Regions from separate parts of the Homo sapiens genome. Here region 2 is linked to region 1. The links are chromatin loops, found by intact Hi-C in ENCODE. Cell type or tissue: PC-9. All regions are shown on one strand. Each heading gives the region's core, and the rest is flanking DNA. Links, peaks and the distances in the headings are about the cores only.

What was found. Hi-C counts contacts between places; a loop is a spot of excess contacts. Peaks named below come from ENCODE experiments on the same cell type or tissue, not always from the same donor. Only the 100,000 strongest peaks of a DNase experiment are listed, where the experiment ranks them.
Region 2: it touches region 1 in a loop (5-fold over the local background); 7 of 110 quality-filtered maps call a loop at or near these places.

What each region holds. Positions count from the first base shown.
Region 1 is chr1:116,135,455-116,143,795 of GRCh38, forward strand. It overlaps MAB21L3 (mab-21 like 3), which reads left to right. Exons shown (of 8, transcript NM_152367.3): 8 at 1-2,695. Among named protein-coding and RNA genes, the nearest start is that of MAB21L3, 28 kb to the left of the region's middle. RefSeq lists enhancers at 3,506-3,555, 3,654-3,948. In PC-9, for the core only: CTCF peaks have their summits at 3,764 (motif pointing right) and 3,983; a DNase peak (open chromatin) is centred at 3,797.
Region 2 is chr1:115,803,503-115,811,843 of GRCh38, forward strand. No RefSeq gene overlaps it. Among named protein-coding and RNA genes, the nearest start is that of NHLH2, 33 kb to the right of the region's middle. In PC-9, for the core only: a CTCF peak has its summit at 4,432 (motif pointing right); DNase peaks (open chromatin) are centred at 4,459 and 7,799.

The DNA of each region.
Region 1 (8,341 bases), core at 118-8,117:
ATAACAGGATCTGAAATTGTGGCAATAATCAATAGCTTACCAACCAAAAAGAGTCCAGGACCAGATGGATTCACAGCCGAATTCTACCAGAGGTACAAGGAGGAACTAGTACCATTCCTTCTGAAACTATTCCAATCAATTGAAAAAGAGGGAATCCTCCCTAACTCATTTTATGAGGCCAGCATCATCCTGATACCAAAGCCGGGCAGAGACACAACTAAAAAAGAGAATTTTAGACCAATATCCTTGTTGAACATTGATGCAAAAATCCTCAGTAAAATTCTGGCAAACCGAATCCAGCAGCACATCAAAAAGCTTATCCACCATGATCAAGTGGGCTTCATCCCTGGGATGCAAGGCTGGTTCAATATACGCAAATCAATAAATGTAATCCAGCATATAAACAGAACCAAAGACAAAAACCACATGATTATCTCAATAGATGCAGAAAAGGCCTTTGACAAAATTCAACAACCTTCATGCTAAAAACTCTCAATAAATTAGGTATTGATGGGACGTATTTCAAAATAATAAGAGCTATCTATGACAAACCCACAGGCAATATCATACTGAATGGGCAAAAACTGGAAGCATTCCCTTTGAAAACTGGCACAAGACAGGGATGCCCTCTCTCACCACTCCTATTCAACATAGTGTTGGAAGTTCTGGCCAGGGCAATTAGGCAGGAGAAGGAAATAAAGGGTATTCAATTAGGAAAAGAGGAAGTCAAATTGTCCCTGTTTGCAGACAACATGATTGTATATCTAGAAAACCCCATTGTCTCAGCCCAAAATCTCCTTAAGCTGATAAGCAACTTCAGCAAAGTCTCAGGATACAAAATCAAAGTACAAAAATCACAAGCATTCTTATACACCAATAACAGACAGAGAGCCAAATCATGAGTGAACTCCCATTCACAATTGCTTCAAAGAGAATAAAATACTTAGGAATCCAACTTACAAGGGACGTGAAGGACCTCTTCAAGGAGAACTACAAACCACTGCTCAATGAAATAAAAGAGGATACAAACAAATGGAAGAACATTCCATGCTCATGGGTAGGAAGAATCAATATCGTCAAAATGGCCAGACTGCCCAAGGTAATTTACAGATTCAATGCCATCCCCATCAAGCTACCAATGACTTTCTTCACAGAATTGGAAAAAACTACTTTAAAGTTCATATGGAACCAAAAAAGAGCCTGCATTGCCAAGTCAATTCTAAGCCAAAAGAACAAAGCTGGAGGCATCACACTACCTGACTTCAAACTATACTACAAGGCTACAGTAACCAAAACAGCATGGTACTGGTACCAAAACAGGGATATAGATCAATGGAACAGAACAGAGCCCTCAGAAATAACGCCGCATATCTACAACTATCTGATCTTTGACAAACCTGAGAAAAACAAGCAATGGGGAAAGGATTCCCTATTTAATAAATGGTGCTGGGAAAACTGGCTAGCCATATGTAGAAAGCTGAAACTGGATCCCTTCCTTACACCTTATACAAAAATTAATTCAAGATGGATTAAAGACTTAAACGTTAGACCTAAAACCATAAAAACCCTAGAAGAAAACCTAGGCATTACCATTCAGGACATAGGCATGGGCAAGGACTTCATGTCTAAAACACCAAAAGCAATGGCAACAAAAGCCAAAATTGACAAATGGGATCTAATTAAACTAAAGAGCTTCTGCACAGCAAAAGAAACTACCATCAGAGTGAACAGGCAACCTACAAAATGGGAGAAAATTTTCACAACCTACTCATCTGACAAAGGGCTAATATCCAGAATCTACAATGAACTCAAACAAATTTACAAGAAAAAAACAAACAACCCCAACAAAAAGTGGGTGAAGGACATGAACAGACACTTCTCAAAAGAAGACATTTATGCAGCCAAAAATCACATGAAAAATGCTCATCATCACTGGCCATCAGAGAAATGCAAATCAAAACCACAGTGAGATACCATCTCACACCAGTTAGAATGGCAATCATTAAAAAGTCAGGAAACAACAGGTGCTGGAGAGGATGTGGAGAAATAGGAAAACTTTTACACTGTTGGTGGGACTGTAAACTAGTTCAACCATTATGGAAGTCAGTGTGGCGATTCCTCAGGGATCTAGAACTAGAAATACCATTTGACCCAGCCATCCCATTACTGGGTATATACCCAAAGGACTATAAATCATGCTGCTATAAAGACACATGCACACGTATGTTTATTGCGGCATTATTCACAATAGCAGACTTGGAACCAACCCAAATATCCAACAATGATAGAGTGGATTAAGAAAATGTGGCACATATACACCATGGAATACTATGCAGCCATAAAAAATGATGAGTTCATGTCCTTTGTAGGGACATGGGTGAAATTGGAAATCATCATTCTCAGTAAACTATCGCAAGAACAAAAAACCAAACACTGCATATTCTCACTCATAGGTGGGAATTGAACAATGAGAACACATGGACACATTAAGGGTAACATCACACTCTGGGGACTGTTGTGGGGTGGGGGGAGGGGGGAGGGATAGCATTGGGAGATATACCTAATGCTAGATGACGAGTTAGTGGGTGCAGCGCACCAGCATGGCACATGTATACATATGTAACTAACCTGCACATTGTGCACATGTACCCTAAAACTTAAAGTATGATTAAAAAAAAAAAGTACTGTAACCAAATGGTGGGGTCCCTAGGCTATCGTTTAATAAGTAATGATTTTAAAATATTGAAAAAAAAATTTCCAAACCAACAATGAGTTTACAATTTTTGAAAACATGAAGGCTTGGTGCAGTGGCTCATGCCTGTAATCCCAGCACTGTGGGAGGCTGAGACAGGAGGGTCACTTGAGACCAGGAGTTCAAGACCAGCCTGGGCAACATAGCCAGACACTGACACCCCGTCTCTACAAAAAATTTAAAAATTAGCCGGATGTGGTGCTCAGGAGGCTGAGATGAGAGGATTCCTTGAGACCAGGAGTCTGAGGCTGCAGTGAGCTTTGATTGTACCACTGCACTCTAGCCTGGGTGACGGAGTCACCGGAAGGGAGACCCTGTCTCTAAAAAAAAAATTTAAAAAGAGCATATAAAATGGTGAACAAACTAACATTTTGTTAAATCATCAAAAATTTGTATTCTAATTCTCATATTCTTGTATCTTAGGAAACATCATTTTTGAAAAGGTGGCAAATGTAATAAGGTTTTAAATTTAATTTCGGCCGGGCAGGGTGGCTGAGGCCTGTAATCCCAGAACTTTGGGAGGCCTAGGTGGGCGGATCCCTTGAGGCCAGGAGTTCCAGACCAGCCTGGCCAACGTGGTGAAATCCCGTCTCTACTAAAAATGCAAAAATTAGCCAGGCATGGTGGTGGGCACCTGTAATCCCAGCTACTTGGGAGGCTGAGGCAGGAGAATCGCTTGAACCTGGGAGGCAGAGCTTGCAGTGAGCTGAGATCTGGCCACTGCTCTCCAGCCTGGGCTGGGCTACAGAGCGGGACTCTGTCTCAAAACAAAACAAAAACCATCTTAAGCAACTTTTAAAACAGCTACACAGTCACGGAATGCTAAAAAGTGAAAATTGACTGTAACATTGGTTCAATATGTGTGTACGTGTGTGGAAAGGGAGGAACTGACGTGCGCCACAGTCTGATTCCGGTAGATTCTTTCCGTCTTTCCCCTGAGATCTGAGGGTTTTGCAGGAAGCAGGGCTACCAGCAGCTTCCTGCGTATTCCCAATTCTTGCCAGCAGAGGGCAGCAAGGGAACACATATGAAAGGAGCCAGGTCCCACCCATTCTCGTCCTCGGAGCCCAGCAGGTGTCACACTTCTCAGCCCGTAACTTACACCTGGTCCCTCCAGAGCAAGGATGAGTGGATTCCAGCTCATGCCAAATTGTTGACCTTTCCTGCCATTTTAGCCGAGATTTACATCTTTCTCCTTAAAACTCAGATTTTAAAAGGGAGCCTATGAGAGGACCGTCCATCCAGGCTCCCGGGGCATTCAGCTCCATTCTGTTTCCTGGGACAGATTGCACAGCTAAGAAAAGCCAGAGAATATTACTCCTTTATTCTGTTCTTTTTTTTTTTTAATTCTCCAAAAGACCGTTCAATCCTTCTTCACTCTTCCAGGCCCAAGACTAGGCGTGTAGAGGAATGGTTGGTTTTCAGCCACCGCAGTTGACCTGCCTGCGTCTGCATCCCAGTTCTGATGCCGAGGAGCTGCATGACCTTGGCAAGCTGTTTGGCCTTTCTGTGTCTCTAGTTCCTTCTCTCCAAAATGGGCATTGTGATGGCCAGAATTGTGTCCACCACAATTCATAAGTTCAAGCTCCAACCCCCAGCACCTCAGAATGTGACTGTATTTAAAGAGGTGATTAAGTTAATAATAAAGAGGTGATTAGCTGATTCAGTCTGACGGGTATCCTTAAAGGAGAGGAGATTAAGCACACAGAGAGATGCCAGGGATGTGCATGCGCAGAGGGCAGCCACCCACAGACCAAGGAGAAAGGCCTCAGGAGAAACCAGCCTGTCCACACCTGCTCTTGGACCACCAGCCTCCAGAACTGGGAGAAAATACATTTCTGTTATTTAAGTCACCTAGTCTGTGGTATTTGGTTATTTTCCTATGGCCCTAGGAAACTGTTACAGGCATCATGAAAGAATATATACCTCATAGTGTTAATGAGAGCAACGAATGGAATGATGGATGTAAAAGGCTCTTAGTTGAGTACCTGGCATGGGATAACTGCTGAACAAATGTTTTCATTTTAGATGCCTACCCCTCGTGCTATTTGCCCATCTCTACCATTCCTGATAACTATACCAGACCACAGATAAATTCTTTGTAAAGAAAATATAAACCATCACAGAGGAAACATGAGAAAATTTCACTGCAAATTCTGCAAGCCCATTCTCCCCTTCGTCCCTCTTGCTAAAATATAGAAGGTATCTCCCTGAAAGGCCAATTTCTCCACATGTGACAGCTCAGATGCCTCCCAGCTCTTCAGTCTTTCCATTTATTTCTTGTAGTTTCCTCCACATCCTCCCGCAATGGCCGCTTCACTCTCTTCTCCCCTTTACTGTCCAGCTTCCTGAGTTACTATACGTGTATCTCCACCTACTCGCCTCATTCACTCTTTTTGTTTTTTTAAATTGTGAAATATATTTATACATGTGAGAATCTAACCTATTTAAAGAAGAATAATAAAGCAGGCTGGGCGCGGTGGCTCACACTTGTAATCTCAGCACTTTGGGAGGCTGAGGCGGGGGGAGTCACGTGAGGCCAGGAGTGTGAGACCAGCCTGTCCAACATGGCAAAGCCCCGTCTCTACCAAAAATACAAAAAATTATCCAGGCGTGGTAGTGCACATCTGCAGTCCCAGCTACTCGGGGAGGCTGAGGTGGAAGAATAGCTTGAATCTGGGAAGCAGAGGTTGCAGTGAGCCGAGATTGTGCCACGGCACTCCAGCCTGGGCAACAGAGTGAGACTCTGCCTCAAAATAATAATAATAATAATAATAATAATAATAATAATAATAATAATACACCAATATACTGTACCTTGGTGAAAAATAGCACATTGTCAGTATACGGAATTCTCCTTGCTTCCCCTTCCTTCCAGCAGCCTCCTTCCTCCCAGACATAGGTAATCGTAGGTATCCCACATTTTATGTTAATCATTCTCATGTTTTTCTTTATAGTTCTACTTCCTACCATATTTCATTGAACTTAAGCTCCCGACATTGTAAGATGCATTATTATTTCACCTCTAAGAAAGAGACTCACAAAATGAATGGTTTGGTTACAAAATTTTGGTTACAAAATGAATCTCAATTTTGAAGTGTTTGAAATGTCAAAAAAAGAGACATGGCTTAGAATCAACAAAATATGATCTGCATGCATCCCAAATTGTGTTTTTAGTTTTGACTGTTTCATTTATCTAAAGGCTTTACATACATGAAATCATACTGTATAAAGTCGTCTGTGATTGTTTCTCATGGCCACAGAGAAACAATCTTTTGAGATTGTTTTTATGCTTTTGAGACTCCCATGTGTGTCTTCATGTAGCAGTCGTTTATTCCTTTTCACCAATAAATAATATTCCACTGTGGGAATCTGCTGCTACACTTTATATATTCTTGTTACTGTAATTGGACATTTGCATTGTTTCCAGTTTTTGTGATTTGAATGATGTTTTTATGCTCATTCTTATACATCTTCAGATGCACACAAGTCTTTTAAGGGTGTACACATAAGAATAAAATGTAGGTTCACAGAATACATGAATGTTTAAATTTACTAAATATTGTCAAAATATTTCCAAAGTGATTACGCCAATCTAAATTCTCCATTTTAATATGGGTGGATTTTCAGCAACTTTCTCCATTATAATGGAGCACATTTTGCATCTTGTTTAAGGAATCCTTCTCTCTTTTCAGGTCATGGGAGTGCTCCTATATTCTCTAGAATTTTATAGCTATGGCTTTTAGGAGAAGTAGCTGTTCCTTATTTTTCCTATTCTATTCCAATAATATTGGGGTAATCTCTTTGCTGGAAAGTTTGGTTTAACTCATGTAAAGAACTGGCTGGACCTTCAGTTTTATTGCCAGGAGATATTTTACTATTAATCTTTTTTTTTTTGTGGTAGGGGGGCGGAGGAGGGTACGGAATCTCGCTCTGTCGCCTAGGCTGGAGTGCAGTGGCGTGGTCTTGGCTCGCTGCAATCTCCGCCTCCCAGGTTCAAGCGATTCTCCTGCCTCAGCCTCCTGAGTAGCTGGGATTACAGGTGCACGCCACCACGCCCAGCTAGTTTTTATATTTTTAGTGAGATGGGGTTTCACCATGTTGGTCAGGCTGGTCTCAAACTCCTGACCTTGTGATTCACCCACCTGTAATTACCCACTCACGCCTGTAATCCCAACACTTTGGGAGGCTGAGGTGGGAAGATCACTTGAGCTCAGGAGTTGGAGACCAGCCTAGGCAACGTAGTGTGACCTCATCTCTATATTAATAAAATAAATAAATAAAATTTAAAAAGAGAAATTCCTACCCTTTCTTCTTTTCTAAGTATAGAAATTTTTAAACGCCATTTTAGTGCAATTCCACAGGTTTTTTTTATAATTTATTTTTATTGTCTTCAAGTTCTATTTATTTTCTAGTTTCTACACTAATTTTAAGAAAATTGTTTCCAAACCTGTTGGGCTTCCTAGTTATGTTTTTGTTATTGATTTATCACTCAATTGCACTGTAATAACAACAAGTGATCTGAATGACCCCAATCCCTTGACATTAATTGAGGCCAGCTTTTTAGCTTAGCACTTCTTCATTGTTCTATGTACATACAAAGAAGATACACAAGTTTAGATGTAATGTCTAATAAATGTCAGTTATATCCTACAGTGCTCAAATTTTCTATATTTTATAGATTTATTGGGGGGGGCTGTATTTCCTAACATTTACTGAGAGAGTTGTTTTAAAATCTCTCATTATGATAATGGACTTTTCAATTTTTGTGTATGGTTTTGTCAAAATTGTGTTTAATGTACATTGAAATTATATTATTAGGGCTGTATGGTTTAGAATTTTTATATCTTCCCAATTAATTGAAGCTTTTTCACTATAAAGTGACCTTTTTAAACTCTTGTAAACATTTTGCGTAAATATTGATTTTTGTCAGTTATTAATACAATAATATCACTTTATTTTGGCTAGTAGTTGCCTGGTATATATTTTTCCATCCTTTAACTTTCTATCTGTTTGTATACTTTATGTTGTTGATAACTGCATTCTTTATAAATGGCTGATTTTTTAAAAATCCCATCTGATAGTTGAGGTCTTTTGACTCTATGTTTAGTCCATTTATATTTATTCGAATTGAAAATACATATGGATTCATTTCTATTCTTTTATTATTTACTTTCTATTTGACCTATTTTATAAATCCTCTGCCCCCCACTTTTCATCTTTTTAAAATTAAGAGGTTTGTTTCTTCTTTTTAAATTTCTTTTTTTTCTTATTGGCTTGGAAAGTCCATACCCTATCTCTGTCCTTTTAATGGTTACCAAGACTATTTACACATACCGACTAAATTGTGTAGATTAAAATCTAAAGCTAATCAATACCTTCATTTTCCTTTCTGACAAGGACTCAAAGGCTTTGGCTGCTATCAATCTCCCTACCACATTTTCTGCTGTTGTCATCCTGGATTTTGGTTCTAGACTATTTACCACACCCCTACACACATACACATAAATAAAATAGATATTTTTATTACATTATTTTATATTTCTTATTTTATGCACATATTAGCCACTATGTTAACTCACTACTCTT
Region 2 (8,341 bases), core at 263-8,262, 330 kb before region 1:
ATGTACTATACATCGTCTGAACCAACTCTGAGGGCCATAATAAGTAAGTGGGTAGAGGAAGATGAGTAGGTCCTTAATATAAAGGATTGTAAATATCTACTGCCCTCCGTTGTCAAAGATGGCAATGTTTCTGATCCCATGATCATGGTGTAGCAGAAATAGCTCCAGATTGGCAGCCATGACATTTGTCATGGGGTAACCTTTTGGCAGTTAACTTTTGGTTTCTCCATCTGTGAAGGAGTGGATTTGTATTAACAAATTCTTAGGTGCCCCACAGCTTGAAAATATTCTGATTCTCAAAACCCCTGAGATGCGGTTCTATATGAGTAGTTATGAAGGTGAAGCAAGGTTGGTGATCCCAACTTGTGATCCGAATATGGCACTGTCTTATGATTTAAAGAAAACCATTGAAAACATAGATTATTATTCTTATATACCCAATGCCTAGAATAGTACCTAGCTCAAGATAAATGTTCAGAATATTTATTGAATGTGATATAATACAGAGTGTAGTTGATTTTTGCCCATGGTTCCTGGCTCAAAATTTCTTGGAATTTTCTGAATAATAGGAGTGTCTTTTGTTTTCATAAGAGCCCCTTTTGATCATACCTCAGTTTATGCTAATGAGGCAACTCATGGTAAAACCTTAGTTTTAAGGGAGAGGCTGACCATGACAGAAACACCGAGATGTAATGAGAATGTTGGAATTTTCAGCCTCACCTCCTCAGCTCCAAAGAGGGCAAAGGAGCTAGAGATTGAGTTCAATCACTTGGCCAATCATTTAATCAATGATACCTATGTAATGAGACCCTAGATAAATACTCTGAACACCATAGTTCAGGGGAGCTTCCTTGTTGGTGAAGAGGTTGATATGCTAGGAGGCTGACACACCCAGAGAGGGCAAAGAAGCTCCAAGCCTTTCTCCCAGACCTTGCTTTTCTCTTCCATTGGGGTGTTCTCCGATTGTGGCTTTTATAATAAAACCGTAATTTTAGTGTGCTTTCAGTAAATTCTGTGAGTCATTTTAGTAAATGACTAGAATGTGGTCATGGGAACTCCTAAATTTGTAGCCAACTCAGATAGAATTGCAGATATCCAAGGACACTACTTTCAGCTGACATCTGAAGTAAGGGCAGTCTTATTGGGGACCTTGCCCTCTAACTTGTGGTATCTAATGTTAACTTCGAGTAGTTAGTGTCAAAAGCAAATAACTTTGCCCTTAACTTGTAGAGTCTGCCCTAACTGTGGGTAGTTAGTGTCAAAATTGAATTGAATTCTAAGATATCCACTTGGTGTTGGAGAATTGAGGTTAGAAAGTAGCAAATCATAATAAATCACATTAATGAGTACTCATTCTATGCCAGGTACTGTTCTGGATGCTTGATATGATCACCTCATCTAATCCTCACAAGAAAACAATGAAGTAGATATCATTATCATCCCCATTTTACATGTAGGAAACTGAGGCATAGAGGGAGTAATTTCAGTGTTATACAGCTGACAAAACTGGATTTAAACCTGTTTCCTAAACCACTACCCACACAGAGTCATACTACTCAGCCCTGTCTTCTTGATCCTCAGGCAGCTGAAGCAACACCAAAAAAGTCAGACTTGAAGATTCTGGGCATACTGATGGCAAATGTTCAGAAACATGGAAGAGATTGCTTCTGAGACACTTCATAAAACAGGCTAGGATGTGGTTGCCAGTTCCCCAAGAATTGAAATATGCCACATGCCTCACCTCCACTCAGGTATTAAGTGTGAAACACCTCAGACCCTATTAATCAGACCCATCACCAGAATCAATATTCGTTAAACAGCCATGTGCATGAACAAAAGCTAATCACAAAGAAGACATAGATGCTACTCCCACGTTGGTTCTGCCCAAAAGGAGAGATAACACTAATGGAGACAAACCTTCCTTCCTGTCTTGAGAAGAGGGAGGGTGGAAAAAAGGCCCACTTATCTGAATGGATTTGGAGCACTACACAGCTGCCCCTATGCCCTCCTCATATCTCTTCATATGTAAAGTATTTTCTATTTGGAGGACAGAGCAAGACTAGATTAACGGCAGGTCTGATGACCCCTATCTTTAAAGGGCCTTAACCTCTCATAAAAATACTTAATAGAGTTCTTTCCCTTTAATTGCATGCCACAATCTTTGGGGGCCCTTCTATCTCTATGGATGCTCTGGGCACTAGCCTCCCTTTGTAATGTGGTTCTGCCTGAGTGTGGAATCAGCTGATGAGGCCAGGGGTCCCAAGGCAATACACCATCTGGCCAAGGTCATGGGTGGCAGATTATCAATTAGGAAGCATGGCGGGGAGGATGTTGTGTGGCTGGGGGTGGATCAGCCATTAGTAAGGGAACCAGTGTAGGTGTTGCAGCAGATTAATACACAAATCTTTGCTCTCAAGGGATCCTGCATGAAATCTTAGATTTGGTCACTAAGAGCTTTCAGAGGTAGAAAATGGAGCAACTGCATTAAAACATGAGCATGCACTTAGAGCAGTGTTTCTCAAACTTTAATGTGCATGTGAATCACCTAGAGATCTTGTTAAAATGGCTTTGGATTCAGTGGGTCTGAGGTGGGCCTGAGATTTTGCATTTATAATAACTCAGGAGATGCCAGTGCTGCTGGGCCATGAACCACTCTTAGATGCAAAGGCTTAGAACACATCCCACCTTGTTCCCTGCTTCCCTCTTGAAGGTTTCACCTGTTGGAACCTGGTTTCTATAGCCCTGCCTTCCACTCCAATTCCATAGATTAAATAAGGTCCCTCTCGCATGCTAATGTATGTTAATCATGAATAAGAAAAGCCAGGTTCCTTTTTTTCTCTTTTGCTTTTCACTTACTTTTTAACTGTACCAGTAATACATGAATATATCTGGAGTATTTCAGCCAACCCAAACATCATATCATTTAATCTACGAGTTCTTTTTTATCTATCTTTAACATAAAGACTCTAAAAAACCACACACACAATACCATTATTATTCTCAACAAAGCTAATAATAATTCCTTTATGTTGTTTAATATCTAGTCTATATTCAATTTTAAATGATTGTCCCAAAAATGTCTTTTTATAGTTAATTTGTTTAAATCAAGATCTAAATCATAGCTACACATTGCATTTGATTGATTTGACTTTTAAATCTCTTTTAATCTCTAACGGTTTCTCTTATTTCTTTCTTTTGTTATTTCATTCAATTTATTTGTTGAAAAAACTAGGTTATTTGCCCTGTAGAATTTCTCTCATTCTGAATTTGCCTGATTGTATCCACATGGTGTCATTTAACATGTTCCTTTATTCCCTGTATTTACTGTAAATGAGTAGTTAAATCCAGAGACTTAACTAGATTCTGTACCTTTTTTTTTTACAGTAATACACTAAATGGTATGCTCTAAAGCTGTGTGCTTTGTATCTCCATCACATTGCAGGGAACACTATTACTGGTTGTTTCACTTTTAGAGATATTGGAATTGATCATTGGGTTCTGATGCCATTTAGCTGAACCATGTATTATAAAGTCTTCCATCAACCTTTCACTTAGTGGTTTTAGATGTCATGGATAACCCTTGTTTGCACTCTTGAAAGTGTTTCTCTGGCATGCTGTGCTTCCCTAGTACCACAGTTTATTCCTTAATTTTCTCTACTTGATGGTAAATTCCCTCAAGGCAGGTTCATATCTCTTCCTGTCTTCAGCACCTAACCCGATATCTGGCATATAGTTGGTATTCGATAATTATTGAATGAATGAATTCTGCCCCTAACATCTCCTGAAACCAATGGATGCATGCCATAAATTGGCTCTTAGGTTACATATGTCTAGGGTGTTTCAGGGGATTTTAAAGCCCTGCTAATATCAAAGGCATTCCTTCTAGAAATTCTGCCACCCTATTGGACTCAGTATGGGCCTCAGAAACAAGGTAGTATTTTAGCCATGACTGGGTTTCCCAAGTCCATGGTGCCACAGAGGAGATAAGGAGAGAAAAGGAAGGGATACTTTTATAGAGCCTTTCCCAGTTGTTGAATTAAGAAAACACATCTCAGGGTCAGACACATGGTCACTGGCAGAGACTCACTGAGGATACAGATAAGCACATACTTTGGGAATGAAGCAAGGAGATACTCCAGGTAACAATGTTTTGTATAACAGTTGGCTGACTTGAACCCTGATATCTCATTTCAGAGTGGAGGGGTCACTGATGCTTGCACTGAACTTTGTCCTCTCTTCCAGAAGTCTTTGAATCTAACTAGGACTTTAAAAGGCCCTTACGTGGAACTATTCCACTAATGGGATGGTAGATGGCCTCTGAACTTCTTTAGTACAATAGTGACAGGGGAGAAAGGGGGTGGTTGCTCGAATAGCCTAGCTAAGATCTTAGCTTTTGTAAACTGAAGGCTTAAGGACATCATGCCCAGTAGGGGGAGCCCTTATCAACAAAGATACCTGTGGGATGTTGGAATGAACAGGAAATGCTAGGAGGGTTTGCTGAGGTCCTGAAGACACCCTTAAAACAAATATGTAAGATTAAAAGGAAACTGCTAACTTTCCAAGTTCCAAATTCTACCAACTTTGTTGTCTTCCCTATTATTCCCATTGCTAATGTGAGCCTACACACTGATACCCAAGCCTAAACTGTAAAACAGTGGTTCTTACCTGGAGGCAATTTTGCTCCCAACTATCCCCTAACCCCCAACCCCCTACCCCTTATTCTCAGGACACATTTATCAGTGTCTGGAGACATTGCTGGTGATCAGACACCTGCACAACAAAGAATTATCTGGCCCAAAATGTCAATAGTGCTGAGGTTAATAAATCCTGCCTTAAAACAATATTTTATTTGTTTGCAAGTTACAATGATATTGAATTGTACAAACTCTCCAACTCTTAGTTTCTCATCATTCTTCTGTCTTTCATCTGAATTCCTAAAATCACACTCTCAAATTTCTTGAACTCTTCATTCAGAGTTATCCTGTAAATAGTTACGTAATATCCTTGAAAATCACATGTCCCAGATGTGTTTCTCTCACTAGACAAGTCTCCACCCCATCATCCCCATCCCAAGTTCCTTCTTTCTTTCTTTCTTTCTTTTTCTTTTTTCTTTCTTTCTTTCCTTTCTTTCTTTCTTTCTTTCTTTCTTTCTTTCTTTCTTTCTTTCTTTCTTTCTTTCTTCTTTCTTATCTCTTTCTTCTTTCTTTCTCTCTCTCTTTCTTTCTTTCTCTCATGTTGTTTTTTTATTATTATTATTATTTTTTTTTTGAGACGGAGTCTCACTCTGTCGCCCAGGCTGGAGTGCAGTGGCACTATCTTGGCGCACTGTAAGCTCTGCCTCCCCGGTTCATGCCATTCTCCTGCCTCAGCCTCCAGAGTAGCTGGGACTACAGGCACCCACCACCATGCGCAGCTAATTTTTTGTATTTTTTAGTATAGACGGGGTTTCACCGTGTTAGCCAGGATGGTCTCGATCTCCTGACCTCTCATGATCCGCCTTCCTCGGCCTCCCAAAGTGCTGGGATTACAGGCGTGGATCCTACTTTCTACTTACGTATCTAAATTTTGTTATATATGGACCTCCACCTCTTACAAGACATGAAACAGCTCATAAGTTTGAAATCATAGTTTTAAAAAGCTATGTACTCTTCCCATGAAAGCCTCCAAACTGTTAAGGCAAAGCTTCAGATTCAAGTTTCTTTTGGTTTCTCTTCACTCCAGCATGTGATCTGGAAATTATTTCTTCCTATAGATGGTAGTGGAAGAGGAGGTGGTAGTAGAAGGCACACTTCCCTCTCTATATTATTTCCTTAAAATTACTGCATTTTCTTCCTCAGGATCCTGGTCAGACATGGACTGTTAGATCTTAAAGGGACCTTACCAGCCTGTGGTGAATATAGCAAACTGCTTGACTCAACCTCCACCCTGTCACCTCCTGGTCTGCTTCCTGTACTGTGAGTGCTGGAAAGTTCAACATTTCATTTCTCAAGCTTTCCTTGCAAGCAAGGTCTTACATACACTTAGGTTCTGCCATTTACATGCACAAGTGAGATTTGAATAGTGGAAGCAAGGCAGAGGCTGCCTTCCTGTCCCATTTGCTGTTGTTGCTGGTAAGCAAGATTGAGGACAGAGGGCATGTACTGTGGTAGTGTCTGTCCCTAGCTTCCTGGCATCAAGAGGTGGTGGAGGCAGCAGAGGATGTGGATCCTTGGGTAGCAGGCATGGCGGCGTGTCTTTGAACTCAGCAGTTCCAGTAGTGGCTTTCTGGAGGCCCATCCTAGAATCCCGTCCTCCCACCCTTTCAATCACTTTGTATTACTTCATTTTCTGTATTGCATTTCTGTGTGCTTATAATAACCAACTTTCTGTATTCTGCATAGAACACTGCCTCTACGAGGTCATAAACAATGAAGAAATTCCTGTCTTGCTTGCCACTAACCTAGGTGCAGAACTGAGGGCCCCAACAGTAGTGGAGAGTGGGAGATAATGAAGGGAAAACCAAGCCAGGAAGTGGCAGGGCCAGGGGAAGGGAGTATGCTGTTACATGTGCTGTTACACTTGGTTGTGGGGAGAACTCAGAGAGGCTTTCCAAATATATACAAGGATGTCATCATGTTTACTGGAATGTAAAATGTTCATAGTGCCTAGGCTTGTCATTAAAAACAAGAATGGGCTTGGACTACATAATGAGCAGAAATACCTATTAATCTAAGTCCTCGTCTGGAAAAAGTGTAGAGGAGGTGGGCACCACTTATTAAATGTATCTTATGTTTTATAAACCAGCTGACAAAGTGATAAAAGTAAGGTGTAAGATTGTGCACAAAAAGCTTGTATTTGCATAAAATCAAACCTCAGGTTTTCTGGCTATGGATTATACCCATTGCTGAGAAGTTTAATTTACCAGCTGTTTACAGCATGTTATTCAAATAACCTATAAGTTGCCGGCACAGCAATGTATTGCATTTCTAGGACATACTGTAGATTCTTGCAACTGTTGTTCAGTGTAAATTCTACTTTACAGTATCTGAAAATTGCCTACAGTTCTGTACCCAGTTTGGACATGACTATCTGGCAAAAGAAATAAGCTGGAGAGTTGAAGAAGGACAATTAGACTTTTTGGAAAAGCTGAAAATTAAAAGGTGAAGTGCTGTGTTGGACAAAAGCAAGACCACCAAGGCCACTTGGAGAAGAGCGGAGTGGCCTTGGACTCTGGATAAGCTGGGAAACATCCTCCCAGTGTTTTCTGCAAGTGTTCATTCCTGCCCATCTGTTCTGTGCAATACATAAGTGCCCCACTTATGTTGTTTGCACAGAACCTACTCTGTGGTGAAATGCCAGGTTCTGGCTGCATGCTTTCCCAACAGTCCCTTCTTCTGTCACTCCAGAGTTGGGTGTGTGTCAGGGGTCCCCAGGCGCTCAAGGTTTCATTGACAATTCATTAGAGAGATTCACAGGACTCAGAAAGCTGTTGTACTGATGGTTACAGGTTATTCCAGCAAAAGGATATAGATTAAAATTAGCAAAGGGAAAAGATACATGGGGCAAAGTCCAGGAGAAACCAGGTGCAAGCTTCCAGATGTTCCCTCCCAATAGAGCTGCACAGGATGTATTTAATCCTCTCAGCCTCAGTGTGTGATAACACATATAAAGTGTTGCCAACTAAGGAAGCTCACCCAAGCCTTGGTGTCTAGAGTTTTTATTGGGGATCTGTCATGTAGGCATGCTGTACCTGTGTGACTGGTTTCAGCTACTCAGACTCCAGCACTCCTAGACCAAAAGCAAGTGTTTGCCACAAGTCACATTGTTAGCACAATCTGATCCAACTGGTAACATGTGACCCAAGGCCTCAAGCAAACAAAATGTCCCTTATCAGGCAGAATATCCAGGGACTCAGAGCTTATCTCCCGGAAACTGGCCAAGGGCCATTGCGGAAATCAGGCCTTTCTTGGGAATGTATAGGGTTTGAGCAACTCAGATCTCCTGAGCTAACACTTTCCTTCCCAGCAAGAAGGGGTAGTTTGGAGGCAGAGGGACTTTTTCTGGCCAGTGGCCTCAGGACTGAAGCCTTTCTGCATAGAGACTCAGCTCCCCACAATAGCAGTGTTTTGGTAACCATGAGCATTTGGTCAGACCATCTGTGCTGGGCATAAGGGTTGATAGTGTCCACACTACCTATGCTACTGCTGAGAGTGGGAAACCTGCTGGGGGATTCCTTCAAGGATGAGTCATCCTCAAGGGGCCTCAACCCTTTGTCCCCACCGAGCATCACTCCTAAGTGCTACCCATTTCACCCTTAAACATTACTCAGACCTGCCCTTCCTCTGAGCCTCTGCCAGCATTA